Regions from separate parts of the Homo sapiens genome. Here region 1 is linked to region 2. Evidence: chromatin loops called from intact Hi-C (ENCODE). Cell type or tissue: dorsolateral prefrontal cortex. All regions are shown on one strand. Each heading gives the region's core, and the rest is flanking DNA. Links, peaks and the distances in the headings are about the cores only. Region 1 overlaps HMGB1 (high mobility group box 1). Region 2 holds the start of TRN-GTT2-4 (tRNA-Asn (anticodon GTT) 2-4).

Region 1 (6,651 bases), core at 4,152-6,651, 210 kb before region 2:
GGAGGGAGGATAGTTTGAGGCCAGGAGTTTGAGAAATAGTTTAGCAGTTTAAATAAAGCAGTGGCTTGTCCTAAGAGTCTTTCAGTTGATTCTCTCTGTGTTTCTTATTCTGGTCAGGTAGCTCTGGACAAATGACAGTATTTCAGTATTTTAATTTCTCGTTTTTAAAAATAGAGTTATACAGCCAAAGAAAAACCAGTAAAAATCTTGATTAATTGCAAAATCATTGTTAAAATGTTTCACAGCATAAATAACAGCTTTTGTGGGCGGGGGGGGGGGGTGGTGGGGTGCAATTTATCAACATCTTCCAAAATGTTAAATGCAAATGTCTTTTGACTCAGCAGTTCTACTTTTGAGGTATCTGAAGACCCACACATGCCTGAGAGAAATGTACAGATGTTCAGCGCAGTACTGTTAAACAGCAAAAAATAGGAAACAATCTAAATGTCCATCAGTAAGGGAATGATGAAAAATATTATGGATCATATACAAGTGAGATCGAAAAAAGAAAAAATATGTATTATGGAGCACCATACTGTGGAATGTCACGTACATGACTGAATTATGTGACTAAAGAGAACAATGAATATGAGTACATAATTTACAAGGATCTCTCTAATCCCTTTTCCACTTATTTTTAAAATGGTATTTAGTATATCTGCAAAATTATTTATTTCTAGTAGACAAGGCCTCACTATGTTGCCCAGGCTAGTGTCAAACTCCTGGCCTCAAGTGATCCTCCCACCTCGGCCTCCCAAAGTGCTGGGATTATAAGTGTGAGCCACTGTGCCTGGCTTTCCACTGACTTTCTATTTCTGGATTCCAGAGTCTGCATACCCTTGCCCACCACTGCTCATGCTCACTTACAGGTTTAGTCATACTATTGCAGATTTTATTCCTACTTCCTTCTTTTCAGTGGATGCCCAATAAATTCAACTATTTAAGCTAAGCACAGTGGTGTGTCCCTGTAATCCCAGCTACTTGAGAAACTGAGGCGGGAGGATTGTTTGAGCAGATTTGGAGACCAACCTGGGCAACATAGAGATTCTATGTAATCTCTCATGTCAAAATAAGTAAAAATTCCACTAATTAGAAGGTCCAAACCAATGCACATGTCTAAAGTCATCTAGCATTTCTTCCTGGTAGAGATTACCTTAGACTGAACCCCCCTGGAAGACGAGCATTACATATTCTGGAGTGTGGCATATTATGTTTGTGTCATTCCATGTTGTATGGTTATCTGTCATGATGTATCGTGAAACAAGCAATTCTATAACAGAGCACTATTTTGCCTCATTACTCTGGGAGCAATGTGGCATAGACCCATGGAATTTCCCAAGTTGTGGCAAGTGTTATTAGCACTGCCTTGGTATTAAGAGGACAAGAAAATGAACCACCATCTTTTGCTGGATAGACAATCAAATCACTTTCTGGCTTTTATCTACTTTTAAAATACATTTCAAGGGTCATTTGAAAATGACACAAAGCACAAATATGAAAAGAAATTCAAATATTATCACACTCCCTAATAAAACAGCCTAATTACCAAAGGCTCACATTTTAGCAAGTTAATTCTAAGACTTAAGCTGTGTACGGTGTGTGCAAATTTGCAGATACCTTACCATCACATGCAAGTGTCTTACTGCTACTGAAAGCTATCAGACCCTTTCAGGAGGCGTGTTGTACCAAGCAGACCTAAATGTGAACTTTCATCAAGGACCTTTTTAGGAGGCGTATTGTACCAAGCAGACCTAAATGTGAACTTTCATCAAGGACTATGTGATGTCAAGCAAGGCAGTACCCATGTATTTCATTCAAAAACCAGTTGTCTCTCCTGTGTTTTTTTTTTTTTTTTGAGATGGAGTCTTGCTCTGTCACCCAGGCTGGAGTGCAGTGGCACAATCTCGGCTCACTGCAACCTCCGCCTCCCGGGTTCACGCCATTCTCCTGCCTCAGCCTCCTGAGTTACTGGGACTACAGGCGCCCAGCACCACGCTTGGCTAATTTTTTGTATTTTTAGTAGAGGCGGGGTTTCACCACGTTAGCCAGGATGGTCTCAATCTCCTGACCTCGTGATCTGCCCGCCTTGGCCTCCCAAAGTGCTGGGATTACAGGCGTGAGCCACTGCGCCCGGCCTCTCCTGTAGTTTTCAACATAGTTAAATCCTACAATGTCTGAGCAATGGTTACAATTCCTTAGGTAGTAAGGGAAATACCTGTTGAATGGCAGTTTGTGTTACATGGGCGCTTTTCTTATCTTTATCATTTAATCATTACCCCTCGGGTACACAGGACACACAAATTTCATTTTTCAGATTTCACTTTAAGAAAATTAATAAATACAGCAAACATTAACAACACTGTGATGGGACGATCATCAGAACTGTGGTAACTAATCAGCAATAGCTCTCAACCTTTGCACAGCAAAGTTAGGAAATTTGACTCGTTAATCAATATGCCATATGCCTATCTTTAAAATACAAAAAAACTAAGATTTATACATCTTAGTTCATTAGTTTTAAAAAGCATCTTCATTTTAAAAGTTGGCCCAATTAATTATAGATTTAGTCTTTTCTTGATGTCAACAAAGTCTTTAAACCCCACAGCACTGTAACTATCTTGGCATTAAAATAGTTTCTATACACTTTCTAAAAAAAATCATCTTCAGTTACAAGGCTTTACACTTATCTAAATTGCCTCCCACTTCCATTTACTTGAGTTTTAGACATCCAACTTCTAGGGGATACTGTTAGAACACCAAACCATACTAATCTTCAGATTGAAGAGGGGTTTTGTCCATTTTCTTAAGATCTGTGGTCAAGAATAAACCCTAAAAAAACTGTTCCCATTCTCAACATCTTAAAAAAATGGTAGTTGTCATGACGTACCTACTAAAGTTACAAATTCTCCTTGAGCCAGAATTCATTTTAAATGGATCAGAATTATTAATGTTGGTGATTAATGGTGATTTCTATACAGTAGAAACTTCCATCTAAATCAGATTGAGTCATTTGCTCCTCTTAACAAAAAATCTGATGTTCGACACAATTGCAGCCTATCACTAACCCTGCTGTTCGCTTGCATGTATCTTGTTTTTAAAAATCTTGTTTAAATCATTCTGAAAGTAAAACTAGTTTTTCCTCCTTTATATATAGCACCGAATACTTGCAATGTTTGACAAAACCTTTTATCAGCCCATTAACCTATTTATAAGCATAAAGTGAGTATTTTTAAAGGGAAAAACTTTGCCATCCCTTATACTTATTTAAAAGGTACTGCTAAGAGGTATTATTAGAAACAAGATTTAAAAATATGTAACAAAATCTTAAGTTCTTAAGTGAAAGCCATTTAACTAGTATTTAAAACCTCTGCAATTATTAGTTTATTAGTATCATCCAGGACTCAGATGTTCAGTATTCCTCCTGAAATTACATAAACAAATGCAAATGGAAAGAATCCAAGTCTAAATTATATAACAAAACAGCACTCCATCACAAAAGCGTGTAAAATTACAAGAACGCTATTTTAAAATACTGGCACTTTAAGAAAACGATAATCTCGAAAACCACAAAATTGCCAAATTGTTCCCTAAACTCCTAAGCAGATAAACATGACTAATGAATGAGTTTGTTTTGTAAAGAAAAATCATTCAAATAAATTGAATAATTCATACTGAGATGCAAAGTTTGTCTTCTTTCTTCCTATCTACTTGGATTTATAAAGGGGCAAACCGTAATATAGGAAAATATACCCTATTTTGAATGTGGCATCTTTGTTTGAAAAGCTGGCCCAATTAATTAAAAATACTTGTAATGGAAAGTCTCGTTTCCTGAGCAGTCCATATTTAGATAAATGGGAAAAGACATCTATAGCCAGCATTTTCATAGTCTTCACTGAGACTAATGTCAACAAAAAATTTAATATGGCAGTCTTGTATTTTAAGCTCACGCTTTTGGGGATACATTCTCAGGTCTTCTTTAATGTGGGAACTGCAAAATATAACTGCCATTACATGGTAATGGGAGTTAAAGAATAGAGTCCTCATGTAAAGGTTAGAACATACTTTTCTATTAGTCCTTCAAGGACAGACTTTCAAAATGTTTGATTCTAATAATCCCATGCTTTGAGTAGATTGATTACTCTTCAGTTTGTAAATGTAAGTGGGCTATGTGAAATTTCTTAACTGATCAAGATTTTGGATGTTCAGTTATGGATGAAAACTATCTCAACTTAACTTTACCCCCATTATGATATGCAGGGTGTGTAGACAAAAGCTTTTTATTAGCTAACTATATGAAAGGATAAACACTGTAATAATTCATGTGATTCAAAATGGGCAAAAGCAAAAGACTAGCTTCCCCTCAAGAAGAAAAATTTCAGACCTATGAAAAGGACAACAATACTAATAAAAAAAATTGTATTTACTTAGAAGCATTCAGAATGTCAACAAAACAGCTGCAACTTTTTTTTTTTTTTTGCAATTACAGAGTGGTATTCAGTTAACAGAACAACAATTATTTCGTATAAGCTGCATCAGAGACAACTGAAGATGAAAAAACTACCATCCCCATATATAACTAATTTGTGCTGTGCACCAACAAGAACCTGCTTTAAATTTCCATGCCAATTTACAACCCCCATACTGTACCAGGCAAGGTTAGTGGCTATTGAAAATACCACCAGGACAGGGCTATCTAAAGACACATTCGGTAGTGTGTTAACTATACAAAAAAAGACACTGTACAGTTTAAAAACAAATCTTACACAGCCTTACATTTCAATTTTTTTCTTTAAAAGGAGTGAGTTGTGTACAGGGGGGTTAAATGCTTTATAGACAAGAAAAAAAAAACTGCGCTAGAACCAACTTATTCATCATCATCATCTTCTTCTTCATCTTCATCTTCTTCATCTTCCTCCTCCTCCTCATCCTCTTCATCTTCCTCATCTTCCTCCTCTTCCTTCTTTTTCTTGCTTTTTTCAGCCTTGACAACTCCCTTTTTTGCTGCATCAGGCTTTCCTTTAGCTCGATATGCAGCAATATCCTTCCAAAGCAAAGGGAGGATAAAACAGTAGGGAAGAAAAAAACATTAAGGAAAGAAATAGAACATGGCAGAACTTTATGAAAGAAATCAAGATTCTAGTTATACCAAAATATCACGTATCTGTAGATCCACAGCAACTCCAGAAATAACTAGAACTTCAATAAATGAACATAAAAATACAAGATCATTATAACAATCTATAACTCATGAAATGGCATAGTCTAATATTTGCAAAGTTATGCCTCATTGAGGTGCAATTATGTACCACATCCTAACTCTATTAAAACCAGAATGTAGAGACTTTGATTAAAGGGTAGACACTGCCACCTTCTGAATGCAAAAAAGCACTCTACAGGTTTACACTGTCAGACCTTAATCCTTAGTAGGAAATGTGGTCTTAAAAAAAAAAGGTAATTTGTCAATAAACATGCAATTAGGTTAAGAAACATCTAGAAATAAACACTTTTCAGAATGACTAAAGCTGAAAATTAAGTATTTAATATTTCAATTTACTGAACTATAAGAGTTATAGATTTCCTTAATCTTATTAATTTACTGGACAGAGCAGCAGACTTGTAATTTAACTTAGTGATGCTGTGGTTTTTTGAGTATCTAAAGGAAAAGAACATAAATGTTTCAGGATATGACTAAGAAAAATATAGCCTATATTACTTTGTCTAGCCTGTTTTTGTACTGTATGCCAAGCCATTTGAAAATGCTCATTTTTGACTTGAAGTGACTACCAACATTTTCATGAACTTCAAGATACTGGGGAATAACAAAACCAACATAAATGTACACAGCCTTTGTCTGAGTCTGATTACATTTTAGTCAAAAAAACCCTAATTTATTTGGTCCTCTGCATTCTTTGAAGGATGAGGACTTATATCAACACCATACTTAATGTAGCTGTTACCCTAAAAACTTATTACACCTCAAACTAAGTACAATCATACATCTGGCGTACTTGTCATCATTTTACCAAGCAAACCCACACTTCTTACCTTTTCATATTTTTCCTTCAGCTTCGCAGCCTTCTTTTCATAAGGCTGCTTGTCATCTGCAGCAGTGTTATTCCACATCTCTCCCAGTTTCTTCGCAACATCACCAATGGACAGGCCAGGATGTTCTCCTTTGATTTTTGGGCGATACTCAGAGCAGAAGAGGAAGAAGGCCGAACTAAAAAAAAAATTAATTTTAGGATTTTAAGTTAACAGATCACAAAAACAAATACTATCAAGTGTACACTGCATTGCTATTTAAAGCTGCCTGTGAATTTCTGTGATGCATTGGACAGGGTGCAAATACTATAATATACTAAATATCCTTCACAACCAAAGCTTAATTTACAACTATTTAATTTATACTAGCTAGAACCCTAGATGAACATTCTACAATTACACTATTTCAAAGGGATAGTATTTTTCAAGAAATAAAAAGATCAAAAGGAGATACACTGGGCAAAGGAGACCAAATGTCTAATTCAAATGCTCTGGGAACACTCCCACCCAACAGGAATTTTATACTATTTAAATATAACCAATATGAACAAGTATTAGCTAAGAAACTTTGATTGTACATTTACACTCTAAACTGACAAAGTAGCTTGC
Region 2 (6,778 bases), core at 2,270-4,769:
CCAGAACCTCGTTGTGCCTCGTTTGAAATATAATTTCCTCCTAACTAGTCTCTGATCTACTATTTCCCCTACATTGCTGCCACACTAATCACCTAAAATAGATTTCATTCTACCCTGAAACAGAAATCTCTAATAAGTTACTCCCTTCCCTTACGGGGTAAAGTTAGCCACATCCTAGGTATTCAAGGACCTTCCAGGAGCTAAGAACATTTCCCCTGCACCTTCTTGAAGTACACTTGTCCTATGTACTGGTTATGTTCATTTCTTACCCTCGCTCTCGTTTTGTCTGGAATTTTCCTTGGCCTTAAATGCCTCTCACCTGCCTGCCCACATCTCTCAGGGTTGTTTCAAATCCTCAATGAAGGCTCACAGCCCCAGTCTATGTTGGCCACTTACTTCGTGGCCTGGGAACATTTTTCTTTGGCTGACTTGCTGACACTCCATCAGATGCATTTTTATCTGGTTGTCCATCTGTGAACCATACCCTGAGAAGGCAGAGAGTGCCTCTGCACTGAACATGTGCTAGGGGACAGGTCTGTGCTAGAGGGGCAAGCACTGGGAATGAAGAACTGGTCCCTACTCCCAAGGAGTTCATATCTCAGTGGAGGTGACAAGCAACTCACTGTTTCCGGGGGTTGTGGTGACTGCTGGGAGAAGGGGTGTCTATATTAGATCGAAGCAGCATCAGGGGAGGTTCCCTGAGAAGGTGATGCCTCAGCGGATGTCTCCCAGCTAAGTGGGGTGGAGGTGGAGAAGGGCAGAGCAGGGAGAGGATCTAGGTGGGGCGTGTAAGTCTGCATGGGTAACTCAGGGAACCCTTGGTAACTGCATGTAACTGTGTGAAGCTTTCATGAAGGAACATGGTAGGAGACTAGGGTATGGACTATAGAAGCCCTTTTGCTAAGCTCAAGAATTTGAGGCCGGGAGCGGTGGCTCACGCCTGAAATCCCAGCACTTTGGGAGGCCAAGGCGGGCGGATCACGAGGTCAGGAGATCGAGACCATCCTGGCTAACATGGTGAAACCCCGTCTCTACTAAAAAAAAAGTACAAAAAATTAGCGGGGCGTGGTGGCGGGCGCCCGTAGTCCCAGCTACTCAGGGAGCTGAGGCAGGAGAATGGCATGAACCCGGGAGGCGGAGCTTGCAGTGGGCGGAGACTGTGCCACTGCACTCCAGCCTGGGCAACAGTGCAAGACTCCATCTGAAAACAACAACAACAACAAAAAATTTGAAGTGTATCTTGAAGGAAATCCCTTGGAGCCTAAAAATGATCATTGATAACAGAAAATGATCTCTGCTCTCGCCTAGGGTAATATATTCAGCTTCAAAGTGGAAGGGCATGTTTTCCAAGGGCATGTTTTCTAAGTCCCTGTAATTGTAGTGATAGCAAATATATGCCCTGCATCTTGAAATGTAAGACTAGGTTTGAACAGTATATAAATTATCTTATGATCTAATTTCCCCTCATTTTGTGGTTTCTACTATAAGCTACCCAGAAGTGTAGACAGGACGTTTGGAATTTGATGGGCATCGGAAAGATTCCTACCTAAGAACATTTTTTTTTTTTTTTTTTTTTCTGAGAAGGAGCCTTGCTCTGTCACCCAGGCTGGAGTGCAGTGGCACGATCTCAGCTTACTGCAACCTCCACCTCTCAGGTTCAAGTGATTCTCCTGCCTCAGCCTCCTGAGTAGCTGGGACTACAGGTGTGCACCATCATGCCTAGTTAATTTTTATATTTTTAATAAAGGCAGGATTTCACTATGTTAGCCAGGCTGGTCTTGAACTCCTGACCCCATGATCTGCCCACCTTGGCCTCCCAAAGTGCTGGGATTACAGGTGTGAGCCACTGCGCCCGGCCTCTAAGAAAATTTTTGAGAGCTACTTGTTCTGTTGCCTGGAATTCCACCGTAAGTACGACGTTGTGTCTCCTTCTCCAGGGCTACTAACTAAACAACAGAGGGTATTGTGTTATCGACAATTATTTGATTGATAACTATCAGCAAACATTTGCCAAGGCATTCCTTTAAAGATAGCCTAGTGACTCTATTAACTACTCCTTCTTCCAGGCTTCTAAGTTCTGTTGGAGGTAAGTAGATCCCAGAGATAAAGCACCTACCATAGGACCTGAATCTTGGTAGAAATAAATTATATCATCATGTTATCATATTATCATGTGTTTTTCTATCTTTAAAGTCTTATGTGAATATTCTGCTTGAAAAATATGTGTCCTCTGTTAGACCAGAGTTGAAAATATGTTATTCAAGAACTTGTAACAGGAACCCGCACAATTTCTGCTGGAGTTTAATTTCAGGGTTAATTCTGTCAGCAATCTAAGGTAAACATTAACATTTTTCCCTAGATTCAAGTCCGTTGTCCAAAAGCTGTAACAGAACTTAACTGAATAAATAGTTTCTTAAGATGGTAAGCTTCCATATGCTTATAATGACTCCTCTACACGTTTTCATCTGGAAGGCTGCTCATGCTTTTGGAAGCAAAGAAGACAATCTTAAATAACTACATTTGCTTTTTGGTGGTGCCAGATTTTTCTGAGAAACACCAATGGAATTTATAAATTCACCAGTCAATGGGCAATTGAGTTGCTGTTTTGCTATTACCACTGCCGTTTGTGAGCATTGTTGGGAAGGTGTCTTGAAGCACACGTGCAAGTTTCCCTTGGATAAGTAGTAGGAATAGAATTGCCAAACCATGGCTTCCAGTGCAGACACAGTCTCTCCCTTGGGCCCAGCCACTAGGCACCACACATTAAGAGGATATTGTCTGTCCATGTCCTAGAAACGTTGTAGCATCATGCTCCTATTCGATTAAAAATCTCATTATTAAAATGAACCATCGGGTAAATGTTGTCTCGGGAAAAGAAGCACTGACCGTCCCTGGGTGGGCTCGAACCACCAACCTTTCGGTTAACAGCCGAACGCGCTAACCGATTGCGCCACAGAGACCCAGTTACTCAGGCCGCGCTGCGGTGTGTACAGATTTCCGCGGCGCCGGCAGCCGCTCTAGCCACCCTGGGCGTCGCCACCCCAGGCGTTGCCACCCCAGGCACGGGCTGAGAAGTCGCGGGGCGCGCCGAGGAGGCAGCGGAAGCGGCCGAGGTGCCCAGCGGCCGCCGCGGGGGGAGAGGCTGTGCCCCGGCGCGCGGGAGGGGGCGGGCGAGGCCGCGTGACTCCGGGCTTCTCTGGGGACGAAGCGCGCCCCTCGTGGCGGCAGCGGCCAGTGGTCCGCAGTCGGCCCGGACTCGGGGTAGGAAAGATCCTCTCAGCAATGGCTGCGCGCCATGCGTGCTCTGCGGCGGGGACCGTGCCGGCCGGGCGCGCCACCAGTAACCAGGGACCCAGGGGAGAACCTGCCAAGGGGAATAGGTCGCACGGAGAGAATACGACACGCTTGGAGGGAAGAACCACGTGCTGTACAGGTTTAAAGGATGGAGAGTCACGTGCGCTTAGGTCCCAAACTTAAGGGACCTAACCCTTTTTCTGGGTTGCCGCTATTGCCCCTTCTCCTTAGACAGTTTTTCATCTCATCACCTCTCACCCCGTAAAATGCAACGAACATAGATAGGCTGTGTATCAATGTAGACTGTATGTATATCTGTGCTTCGTACATAAAAAGAATATGATTTTTGCCACCTTCTAAGAACCAATTTGCACCCCATTTTGAGGCATATGGCCTCTGTTGAGATTGCATAGTTTAGGGGACATCAAAAAAGCCTTATAGAGGGACTGGCAATTAAGATAGCCTTTCAGTTTGAAATGGCCATTGAAGGCTTCTCCCTTTCCCTGACTTCTGAATTTTTTTTTTTTTTTTTTTTTTTTTTTTTTGAGATGGAGTCTTGCCCTGTTGCTGGAGTGCAATGGCGCGATCTCGGCTCACTGCAACCTCCGCCTCCCGGGTTCAAGCGATTCCTGCCTCAGCCTCCCGAGTAGCTGGGAATACAGGCGCCTGCCACCACGCCCAGCTAACTTTTGTATTTTTAGTAGAGGCGGGGTTTCGCCATGCTGGCCAGGCTGGTCTGGTACTCCTGACCTCGTGATCCGCCCGCCTCCGCCTCCCAAAGTGCTGGGATGACATTACAGGCGTGAGCCACCGTGCCCGGCCAATTTTTTTAGGCGCACTGTTCAGTGGCACTAAGTACATTCACATTGTTATGCAACTATCACCGCCATCCATTTCCAGAACCTTTTCATCTTCCGAAACAGAAGCTCCCTACCCATTACACGGTAACTCACGATTCCCCTCCTCTAGTCGGAACAATCACCATTCTACTTTCTGTCCCTTTGAATTTGACTACTCTTAGAGACCTCATGTAAATGGAGTCATACGGTGTTTGCCTGTGGCTGGCTTATTTCACTTACCATATGTCTTCAAGGTCCATCCACGTTGTAGCCTGTGTCAGGATTTCCTTCCTGGATAAGGCTGAATAAGCTGCACTGTATGCAGGTATCGCATTTTGCTTTTCCATTCATCTCTCCGTGAACATTAGGGTTGCTTCCACCTGCAGCTATGAACATGGGTCTACAAATAACTGATTCCCTGCTTTCAATTCTTTTGGGAATATACCCAGAGATGGAGTAGCTGGATCACATGGTTTGCTATTGGCTGTACCATTTTACATTCGCACCAACAGTGTACAAGAGTCCCTATTTCTCCTCATCTATTTTTTTTTTAAATAATGGGCATCCTAATGGGTATGAAGTATCATCTCATTGTGGTTTTGCTCTGCATTTCTCTAACGATTAGTGGTGTTGGGCATCTTTTCCAGACACCACCAATCTGAATTCTATGGCCCTTCGTTTACTCACTTCCTCCCAGCAAGAGCCATTTCTGCTTCAGCAAGGAGGAAGCTGCGACTGATAGAGGGAAAGGGCCCAGGGGGCTTGCAGAGTGGGGCCTGTGCCATGCAAGGAGAGGAGAAGAAGGTGGATCTTTGAGTAGGACTATCTGGAGATCCTGCTTTCACAAGGTCCTTGCTTGTGTGCTGGGCAGCTTTTGGAGCTAGTTATCTTTATTTTAGCCCTTGAGGGATATTTAGGCATGTGGTGCTTGTGAGCAGCCAATCCATGAAGAAGGAACTGATGGTCTCCACCTTGGAAATATTGGAAGAGATAATGCCGTCCAAATTGCAGTTTTAGAAGTTAACTTAAAATTATGCTATTTTAATGGAATTTTGGGTGCATTTCCATTTTCTTCTTAAGAATTGCTGGAATTTCTTAAGTGTTTAGGTGATGATCTCTTTTTGTGATTCCTTTTTTAAAAAACAACAACAAAATCTTTCAAATACATAAGAAATAGGCCGGGCACGGTGGCGTAATCCCACCACTTTGGGAGGCCGAGGAGGGCGGATCATGAGGTCAGGAGATCAAGACCATCCCGGCTAACACGGTGAAACCCCGTCTCTACTAAAAAATACAAAAAATTAGCCGGGCGTGGTGGCGGGCGCCTGTAGTCCCAGCTACTCGGGAGGCTGAGGCAGGAGAATGGCATGAACCCGGGAGGCGAAGCTTGCAGTGAGCCTAGATCGCACCACTGTACTTTAGCCTGGGCGATGGAGCAAGACTGTCTCAAAAAAAAAAAAAAGAAAAAAAAAGAAAGAAATAGACCTTTATTTTTCTGTAACTCCACAAAATTTCTATTTTGATTCCCTATTATTTTGCTATTGTCAACACAGTCTCAGTCAATTCAAGATCCTGTTTGTGCCTTTCCCTGGAGTCATTTCCAAGTGCTAAGGCTTTGGTCCATGAGTCGCATGTGCACACTCATGGCTGTAGAGGGAGTTTTGCTCCCGGTGAAGGTCTTGGTGGCTCTTCTATACCTTGATTGAGGGAAAGGAATCTTATGTGAAGTTAGCTTTGTTGTATCAGATATTCCATAAAGCCATTTCTGGGACAGTCCCCTCTGTTTATCGGACCACAAGCTTCTCTGTCCTCATCAAGCCCACCTTTATACTTCATTTCTCCAGACTTCATGTCCAGACTGTGGGATGAACAAGTGGTTATAAGGTTTTAGAGGCTCCTGTAGGACTAGATGGAAGGCAAAAAAAGGAAATAACCTTTAAGCATGCTCTCGATTCCTTAAATCCCATCTGAAAGTCTTAAGGATGTCTTCTCAGTCATACTTATTTGACAATATTACCTAATTTTCTCCATTAGCCCAAGCTCAGGGGTCTTTCTTCTTCCATATTCACATGGGTGCAATGGTTTTCTGAAAGGAAAACAGCATTACTAGGGCAGTAACATTTAATTAATCACAGGTACTTATCAAACTACAAAACAGGCATTCCAGGAACTGGGTGTTTCTGTTTGTAAAATTACACTCTCGTGTACATGCTCCCACTAAAATGTAAGTTCGCTGAGGATGGAGGTTTTGGTCTCTTTGCTCTGTGCTGTAACCCCAACACTGCAGCAGGGCCTGGCACATAGCAGGCATGCAGGGACTATGCACTGAATCAATGAGGAAATGAAAACCAGGACCATGAAGTAAACTGGACAAAATAAAATGTGATAGAAAATCTAAATTCCTAATACATAAGGAGCACTTATCAATTGATATTTACAAAATCTTTTTACAATTCAATTAAAGACAACATAAAACAAATAAGAATGGGGACAGGAACAGAAAATTCCCCCAAAGAAAAAAATATATATACATGGTACAGCCATTGTGGAAAGCAGTATGGAGTTCTCAAAAATATTAAAATAGAACTATCATATAATCCAGCAATCCCATCCCTGGGTATATATCTAAAGGAAATGAAATCAGT

Evidence for each region. Peaks named below come from ENCODE experiments on the same cell type or tissue, not always from the same donor. Only the 100,000 strongest peaks of a DNase experiment are listed, where the experiment ranks them.
Region 1: it touches region 2 in a loop (3-fold over the local background); 20 of 110 quality-filtered maps call a loop at or near these places.

The regions. Positions count from the first base shown.
Region 1 is chr13:30,456,493-30,463,143 of GRCh38, forward strand. HMGB1 (high mobility group box 1) reads right to left here. Exons shown (of 5, transcript NM_002128.7): 4 at 6,046-6,220; 5 at 212-5,041. The coding sequence ends at 4,865. Among named protein-coding and RNA genes, the nearest start is that of HMGB1, 6.1 kb to the right of the region's middle. In dorsolateral prefrontal cortex, for the core only: CTCF peaks have their summits at 5,365 (motif pointing left) and 5,566; no DNase peak of the experiment used is centred there; H3K4me3 peaks cover 989 bases; H3K27ac peaks cover 1,633 bases.
Region 2 is chr13:30,671,078-30,677,855 of GRCh38, forward strand. It overlaps TRN-GTT2-4 (tRNA-Asn (anticodon GTT) 2-4), which reads right to left and starts at 2,960; the gene lies at 2,887-2,960. RefSeq lists a silencer at 2,810-3,319. In dorsolateral prefrontal cortex, for the core only: CTCF peaks have their summits at 3,225 and 3,430; DNase peaks (open chromatin) are centred at 3,084 and 4,013; H3K4me3 peaks cover 1,500 bases; H3K27ac peaks cover 1,484 bases.